Linked DNA regions of Mus musculus: region 1 is linked to region 2. The links are chromatin contacts, found by Hi-C or POLR2A ChIA-PET in ENCODE. All regions are on one chromosome and are shown on one strand. Each heading gives the region's core, a stretch centred on a gene start or an enhancer-like site at or near the end of the contact. The rest is flanking DNA. Distances are from core to core; before and after follow the strand shown. Region 1 has its middle 7.3 kb from the start of Gm26295. Region 2 has its middle 57 kb from the start of Gm33502.

What was found. A loop is a pair of places that touch in the nucleus more often than their neighbours do. ChIA-PET counts read pairs that join two places held with the same protein, here RNA polymerase II (POLR2A).
Region 1: a loop to region 2 is called in a map of heart, with 7 times the contacts of the local background. The contact joins two enhancer-like sites. A Hi-C loop is called at or near these places in 3 of 37 maps with a recorded cell type or tissue (all heart). POLR2A ChIA-PET finds 5 or more read pairs at or near these places in 3 of 5 experiments (all embryonic stem cell).

What each region holds. Positions count from the first base shown.
Region 1 is chr16:30,819,232-30,823,740 of GRCm38, reverse strand. No RefSeq gene overlaps it. Among named protein-coding and RNA genes, the nearest start is that of Gm26295, 7.3 kb to the right of the region's middle. Within about 2 kb of position 2,240, at least 2 of the 3 ENCODE cell types and tissues checked have a DNase peak (open chromatin) inside an H3K27ac peak, as active enhancers do; they include heart, where a contact is called at or near this core.
Region 2 is chr16:30,733,834-30,738,034 of GRCm38, reverse strand. No RefSeq gene overlaps it. Among named protein-coding and RNA genes, the nearest start is that of Gm33502, 57 kb to the left of the region's middle. Within about 2 kb of position 2,539, at least 1 of the 3 ENCODE cell types and tissues checked has a DNase peak (open chromatin) inside an H3K27ac peak, as active enhancers do; it is heart, where a contact is called at or near this core.

The sequences.
Region 1 (4,509 bases), core at 991-3,490, 86 kb before region 2:
AGGAAACCCGCAGGCAGGGACTGAAGCAGAGATCATGGAGGAGTGCTATTCACTGGCTTGCTCAGCCTGATTTCATATACAGCCCAGGACCACCTGCCCCAGAGTGACCTGGGTCCTCCCATATCCATGACTAATCAAGAAAATGCCCCAAAGCCTTGCCTACTGGCCAACCCTATGGAGGAGGCATTTTCTCAGTTAAGTTTCCCTTTTCCAAAATAGCCTTAGCTTGTGTAAATTGGAAAAAAACGGGGGGGGGGGTGTAACAGAAAATAGGAAAAGACTGAATTCAGCCATAATCCTCAAAGGGAGACACCCACAGTGACCTACTTCCTTCAGTAAGACCACATCTCCTAAAGTTTCCATCACATTCCATAATAGTGTCAGTGACAGAGAATTAGGCATGTAGCACAAGAACCTTGGGGACACCATAGTCATTATAACAATGCCACAGTTAGACACAGGCATTCTCAGGCAGTCTGCCATGATCCAGTGTTTTTCCTGCCCCTTTAAAGAAAGTACTTATTTTCAGGTGACACAGTATGTTCCTAGTTGTTTCTGGGGGTACAGGTAGCATCGCAGGCTGTGTACACAACAGGTAGTGACTCACTAGGGGCACCGGGAAAGCCTATCAGCTCCACCATTTATCAACATTTTAGGCACTGAGAATCTTCAAGATCCCCTCTGCTGGCATTGTCTAGAATTCGCCCCTCTGCTAGGATGAAATGAGTCAATTCAAGCTTGATTAGATTATATAAAGGCAGGTTGATTGGGAAGCCACTCTCTGATCCCAAGGAACAAGGCCAGATAAGTTGCCATGAGGAGGGAGACAGAGGGGAGGGAGAAGAGGAAGCAGAGAGAGAAAAAGAGGGTCAGGAGGGCTGGGACTACCAACATTTCAGTGTTATAGAGGGAAGAACTTCTGGAGGCGGGGAAGGAAGCTCCACTCCTCAGCTGGAAAGTTCAGGGTAGAGGGCTGGGTATGCCAGGTAGGGACTGAGGGATTCTGGGAGAACCTGAGGGCCAGGTCCACTTTGATAAGTTAAATATGCACCACACCTGTTTGTCCCAGTTTTGAATGCCAACACCATCATCTTCCCTAGAGAGCAGACCAATATTTATTCTGCCCTTCTTGCAGACATCTATTCACTCGTGGTAAACATTGTACCATGCTAAGAGGAGCATAAGATGAGATGAGTCCCAAACCCACACATGGGATGACATTCTCAGAATGGGCCTCTGCTGGGAACTTGAGCCTGGTACCAGAAAATCTCCTTCCTGGGGGAAATGGCCTTCACTCGCCTTGCCTTTCGCTGAGTCAGTGTTTACAGTAGATCTAGCCTCCGTCTGCCATCAGCTTGAGCCCTTTCCGCAGCCTTCCCAGCAAAAGGCACCAGGAGTGTACCAGACATATGCCAAGGTCGGGAATTTCAACGCTGTCTAAGGCACCCTGGTAAATGGCTTATTATGGAGACGGGGCTTCTTCTCTGCTCCTGGGTGCTCTGGATCTGCACAGTGAGTCTGCTGGGGCATTTTCCTATAGCAGATCTGCAGAGATTGATTGTCCCTTTCATTCATTGTGCCCACCATACAAGTCCCTGGATTCACCCACCCTGATCTCCACCCAAAGTCATGCGCTCTCCACAACTCTCCACACGTGCCTTTTCCAGAACTCTGCTTCTCAGCTCACTGACCGTGTGCCACTGGATAGCAAAGCATATTAAAACCCAGCCTGACTAGATCCCATTAATCAACTACGCGTGGGAGGGAGCGGGAGAGATTCCTGGCAGGGACCTGGTCCTCTCTCTGTTAATGACTTCAGAGAACTAAATATATTTTGGAATAGCTAGAGATGAGCTTGAAATGCACTAAAAGTTGTTTTCCAGAAGCCTTAAATGTGTCTCTTCTCTTTGTGTTGGCATTTTTAAAGCATTCTCCAAATGTCATTGCTGGAATAAATAAATGAATAAACAAACAAAACGCCATGAAACACACTTGAAAGTTGTAGCAGGCAGTAAAGCTATGACATCTGCTTCATTGATTAGAATTTGCACGGAAAGATAGCTGCGAGCAGCGTGTGAAAGCTTTTACTTTGCCTTTGGTTTCTCCTTGTGTCTCACTTCGAATAATTTCCACTCACATCCTTCTGTCCCTGGGGCCTTCAAGCCTGGTAAATAAGCAGACCCCAGGGATCTCCAAGGAGCCAGCAACATCCGGGAAACCGGAGCCGGGAGGCTCTGCGCAACCCTCCCCCACACACCACTTTCCAGGAAGGAGTGGCTGAGCCAGAACAATGACTTTGGCATGCAACTAGTCCTGGGTCAACTTTCCCCCACTCTTTTCCTCTTTCCTCCTGCCCCGTGACCTCGTGACTTCGGGCAGGGAGAAGGCTCCCCGTTAGCCCCTGACTCCGGAATGCTGCACTGATCGACCATGCTTTTGTCCTGTGCCTCAGGACTCCACGCAGAGCTGAGCTGGGTAGAGCTTCCTCTCCAACTCGGAGAAGAATGTCAGTCAGGAAGCTCAGCTATCCAGAGAATGTGAAATAACAATATTTTAATGGAATCTTTTTCTTTTCTTCACCTCATCTAATGCAGAACTGGTAGTCTGTCTATCTGTAAATTACGCCATTTTCACAACTGGAGAGATTTTCTGATTGTGACTCAATAAATCCTTGGTGCTTTTTTTTCCCTCCTACCACAGAGAGGCATTGCTGTGGTGCTCTGGTCTGCAGGTGCTGTGCAAGAGCTGGGGTGCTCTTATACAGGCTGTGTTGCTAACAGAGGGAGCATCCTTGAGACGTTTTCCTGCAATGATGCCGGTGAGCCATGCCATGGCTAAGAATCGCCCAGGGAGTTGATGGTACTTTCTAAGACTTGGGGCCCAGTCTTGGAATGGTAGCTTAATGTTTGACAGTTTAAACTGGAGTAGCTCCAGAGCTCTTTGTTGGCTCCAACACATGGATAAGGTTTTCTAGAACATTTACTCCATCCCATCCCCCAATTAAAAAAAAAATTTTTTTTTAATTTTGTTTGTATAATTTGGTCTGCATGTTTGTCTGTGCACCCCGTGTGTGCCTGATGCCCACAGAGGTCTGAAGTTGATGTCAGATCCTCTGGAACTGGGATTCCAAGTGGTTGAGGTTGCCATGTGGGTTTTGGGATCAACCTGGGTCCTCTGGAAGAGCAGCTGAGCCATTTCTGCAGCCCTTCTAGATTAATTGTGAGACTCCATGACAGGCTTCAAACTGCAAGTCTAGAGAGTCTAGGTCTAACAACTGGGCAAGTCCAGGCAAGCCCAGGTAAGCCAGTTACTAGAAAAAAGCCCCAGACTTGAGGCAGCTAGTCAGAAACTGCCCTGCCATTAGAAGCTGCCCGGCCACCTGGACAGAAGCAAGGACAACGGGTCAGCAAGTTTCCAGACTTCCTCAGCAACAGTTTCCAGCCCCCCCCCCCCCCCCCCCGCAACACCCTAGTTTTGAAATGCCCCTGGAGACTACCTACCCTGGAATCCACTAACGTTCTTTAAATCTGGCCTGCAAGCTCACTTGGTTGTCTCTCTATCTTGGTAATGGAAGACCCCAGCATGCTGGACTTTAGCAGAATAAAACACTCTTTGCGTTTGCATACTGTTTGAGTCTGAGGTATCATTCTTCTGTGAATCATAGACCCTTACCATTCTTCCTATGGTCAATGCCAAACTCGGTGAGAGCAATAAAAAAGATACTGTATTCTTTATGAAATAGCATTTTGATGTTTGAGCCGAGCATCATTAGAATCCAACAATTCGGCATTATCTGGGATTGACTGCTGAATACATTCTCGTCTGTGTTGAAATAACTGCAGTTTTTGTGTTACAATGAAGATTATAAACAATTAAAATAATGAAGTCAAAGTCAAGGGCACAATTCACATCCCTAGGCTCTGAACACTTCCCTATTTAAAAACTGGAAGGAAAACAAAGACAAAATTCTGTATTAACATCCCTGGCTTTCCCAGATGAAATAGGCCTGTCCAGGTATACTTTAAAATCCAAGATTTCAATTAAAACAGCTCTCCTGGCAAGAAGACCTTATAAAAAAATCTCGTCGAATCAGGGGAATTCAGAATCCTTCTTTTGGTTCACTTTATGAAAATGAGAAGTCTTGAGGCCAGACTGGTTTTTCTTAAAATGGAAGTGTGTCTTTAGCACAGTATTTGACACTACTGTTTTCTGTTGGGGAGGGGGGTGGGTAGCAGAAAAGAAAAAGTGCTTAGAAGGAAGAAGCCCAGATTCTAGGGCGAGCTGGATCATCTTGGACTTCACATTCTGATCTCCTTCATCTTGCTTCCTGGCCACCTGGGAGGAAAGCAGATCACAGAGGGGCAGGGCTGGAAGGAGAGACAGGAGGGAAGCGTTGAGCACCTGTCCTTGAGCTGAGCAAGTAGGATGAGTGATTTCCAGATGCCCCAGTTGAGGGACAGGTTTGCTTGCCTGAGGTGGGAAGTCCTGAGCGAAACAGGACTTCCGAGT
Region 2 (4,201 bases), core at 1,290-3,789:
CCGGGTTTTTCTGTGTAGCCCTGGCTGTCCTGGAACTCACTTTGTAGACCAGGCTGGCCTCGAACTCAGAAATCCGCCTGCCTCTGCCTCCCGAGTGCTGGGATTAAAGGCTTGCGCCACCATGCCCGGCTTTAAGTCAGGGTTTCTATTGCTGTGATGGAATGCTATGGCCGAAAGCAGCATGGGGAGGAAAGGGTTACTCAGCTTACACTTCCAGGTAACAGTCTGTCCTTGAGAGTGGGGCAGGAGCTCAAACAGGGTAGCAACCCAGAGGCCGGAGCTGGTACTTGACTATCTCCAGACCCGTGAGGGACCTCTCAAAACAAAGGTGAATAGGCCAGTAGCTAAGAAACAAGATCCAAGGTCATCCTCTGACCTCTGTACTCTTGTGCACACGTGTGCATGAGCACCTATATCTACACACACACCCCGCCCCCACCATACACACACAAAATAGCTGGAAAAAATAACACGGGCTTTGCACAATCCACCATGTCACAAATCAACTATGCAACTTTGGCAAGAAGAAACATTCTCTCACAGCCTCAGTTTCCCCCTTGGTAAAATGGGCTGGCTCTTCTGCTCTGTCCAGTCTACCACCTGGAAGCACCCCAGGCCCCTCTAAGCAGCACTGTGGTTTGTACAAGGTCCAGAGATCTTGTAAATTTCATTAGAAGCAGTTTTCCAGATGTGCCGGGGTGGGGTGACCTATAGTTAGAACTCAGCAGCCCCCACTTGTTTGTGTATTTACCGAAGCTCTGAACCAGCTGTCTGAATCACTTGCAAACAGACCAAAGCTATTTTCAGGCGTCACACGCAGCCCCACAAGAGTCAGCCACGCCTCAGGATAATGCACTAAAAATATCCTTATAGTGCTATTTTTAAGGCTCCAAAGCTACAAGCCACAGCCCAAGAAAGCAGAGTTCCTCACTGCGTGCACACACAGGGCACCAAACCAGAGCCCAGTTCCCACTGGGCCCCTGGGTCAGTCCAGGGGCTATTCTTTTCTCTGACCATCTGGAATCTCCCTAGCCAAAGGCCCAGGCTGCGTATGAAGGAAGCCTTGTCCTTCCCTGGGGACCCTGCTAGACGCTGAGGGGTACAACACAGCCCATGACACGACGATGGGACCATTATGTCTGCTGTATGCTTGTTTCTGTTCTGAATCACCAGCTCGGAGGCTTCTGCCCGTCAGGGATGCTGGACACGTCCCTAGCACATCTGAACAGTCATTTATGATTTTGAAAGCATATTCGCATGCATCAGCTCCACTGATCACTGTGGAACCTCGACACAAGGGTTATTATTGTCTATACGTGCGAATTTGTGCCCGGTTATCACCTTGGTGATGTGATAGAACACAGGTGGTCTCTGGTGTGTCCAGAAGTGATGACTTCACACTGGTTCAGCATCTTCCTTCTGCTACCATCGTAAGCACAGCAGTCACGATTCATTTGCTCACTCGTTCATTCATTCATTCATTCATTCATTCACTCGTTCCCTTGAGAAGTATTTTCCTCACTTCATAAGCTAAAGCCCTCTCTGTACTAGGCTGAGATATAAATGACACCTCTCTAGGAGGTGACAGTACCAGGACAGAAACCCAAGAGAAGCTTCTTAATCATATTGGGGCCCCAAGGGCTAAGTTGGATAGATAAACAAACACCGTGGAAGGCCTGAAAAGCCTGAGCCTGTGAAAACTGAAAGCAAGAGTAAGGGCAGGAGCCCAGGGAATTGTGGGGGCTAGCAGCTAGAGGGGGTTGGGGGGAGAGGGGAGGGGTTGGGGGCCTGTCTGCAGCTGATCCAGGGAGTCCAGCGGTTTACAGCAGAGGTCAGTGCAGACACAGCTGGGTTTTAAGAATCCCAGAGATGCTCTGTGGTGGGAGGGGTAGTCGGGCTTCAGAGAAAAGAGCCAGCACGCAGACCATGGCAACAGTTTGGGTGACCCAGAATGGGACTGAGGGAGGAGTCCAGGAGATTGACAAAGGAAGATGAGATTCAGAAAGTATATGGAAGTAGCTACGCGGTGTGAAGGAAAGAGGCGGGCAGAGTAAGGCAGGAGAAAGGAAGGATGCTACCGTTGTAGTGAGCAGTGTGACACGGTTTGTGGAGTTCCAGGAAGAGAGCAAGAGTGGACACAGTTTGGAAGGAAGGAAGCTTTTGAGAGGAATCTATAAATCTGTGGGTCTCAATACTCTTTCTCATCTGATACCTGAAAGTACCAGGATCTCTCCCTGATCAGCAACCTAAAATCTCCCCAGCAGAGCCTAAAATCAGGGGCTCAAAGTGTGCTTGGTGTATTTGGTCCTAAGGCCCTTGCTATTCACCTGTAAAGTCAGGAATGCATTTTTGCATATGCAAATATGTTTCCTTGGCTGAGGAAGTGTAGTTGTGTGCTTACCTCAGGGTAGCCAGGAATGTCACTCTGGGCTCTGGGTGCTTACCTCCATTAAGACCCCCTGGAGGGCTCTGTCCAGCTGTCCTCTGAGGCCTGCTGTTGTCCCCTGGAGAGAAATTCCGTGGCTACAGAGTTCCTGCCACCTGCACTTTCCCGTACATCCAGTCTAGGTTAGGGAAGGTCACACACACAGGGGGAAAATTCCAGAACATGAGCTCATAGCGTGTGGTGAAAAGTGAGGAAATTTGCCTGGAATTTTGGAATCTGCTCCAGGAATTCATTTTTTTGTTTTAACAGCAAATAGCTTCTAGGGAGCTACCAGGAATAGGTGTCTTCTCTACAGTGTTCCCCACTCCCACTGTGGCTGGTCTTCATTCACATGGCAGGCAGAGTGGTGGATGACTCCAAGTTTGTATTTTCTTTTTTTTTTTTCCATTTTTTATTAGGTATTTAGCTCATTTACATTTCCAATGCTATACCAAAAGTCCCCCATATCCACCCACCCCCACTCCCCTGCCCACCCACTCCCCCTTTTTGGCCCTGGTGTTCCCCTGTACTGGGGCATATAAAGTTTGCAAGTCCAATGGGCCTCTCTTTCCAGTGATGGCCGACTAGGCCATCTTTTGATATATATGCAGCTAGAGTCAAGAGCTCCGGGGTACTGGTTAGTTCATAATGTTGTTCCACCTATAGGGTTGCAGATCCCTTTAGCTCCTTGGCTACTTTCTCTAGCTCCTCCATTGGGAGCCCTATGATCCATCCATTAGCTGACTGTGAGCATCCACTTCTGTGTTTGCTAGGCCCCGGCATAGTCTCACAAGAGACAGCTACATCTGGGTCCTTTCAATAAAATCTTGCTAGTGTATGCAATGGTGTCAGCGTTTGGATGCTGATTATGGGGTGGATCCCTGGATATGGCAGTCTCTACATGGTCCATCCTTTCATCTCAGCTCCAAACTTTGTCTCTGTAACTCCTTCCATGGGTGTTTTGTTCCCAAATCTAAGGAGGGGCATAGTGTCCACACTTCAGTCTTCATTCTTCTTGAGTTTCATGTGTTTAGCAAATTATATCTTATATCTTGGGTATCCTAGGTTTGGGGCTAATATCCACTTATCAGTGAGTACATATTGTGTGAGTTTCTTTGTGAATGTGTTACCTCACTCAGGATGATGCCCTCCAGGTCCATCCATTTGGCTAGAAATTTCATAAATTCATTCTTTTTAATAGCTGAGTAGTACTCCATTGTGTAGATGTACCACATTTTCTGTATCCATTCCTCTGTTGAGGGGCATCTAGGTTCTTTCCAGCTTCTGGCTATTATAAATAAGGCTGCTATGAACATAGTGGAGCATGTGTCCTTCTTACCAGTTGGGGCATCTTCTGGATATATGCCCATGAGAGGTATTGCTGGATCCTCCGGTAGTACTATGTCCAATTTTCTGAGGAACCGCCAGACTGATTTCCAGAGTGGTTGTACAAGCCTGCACTCCCACCAACAATGGAGGAGTGTTCCTCTTTCTCCACATGTATTTTCTAATCACAAGATAAAAAAAAAAAAAAAAAAAAAAAAAAACATGACCAACAAACAAAACAGGCACTCTGATATTTCCTGGCTGACAACACTAATTCATTTTTGCCTATAAAGGAATTTTTTTCTAAGACATGAATTGCTCCCTTCAAACCAAAACTGCCTAACTTTAGGACTGATGCTAGGCGCGTGGAGGATGGCAGTGTGCTGTTACAACATACTGTGATTTCCCTCCCTCTGCAAGCTGCCATTGAGCATGGTCCTTCCCATCTGT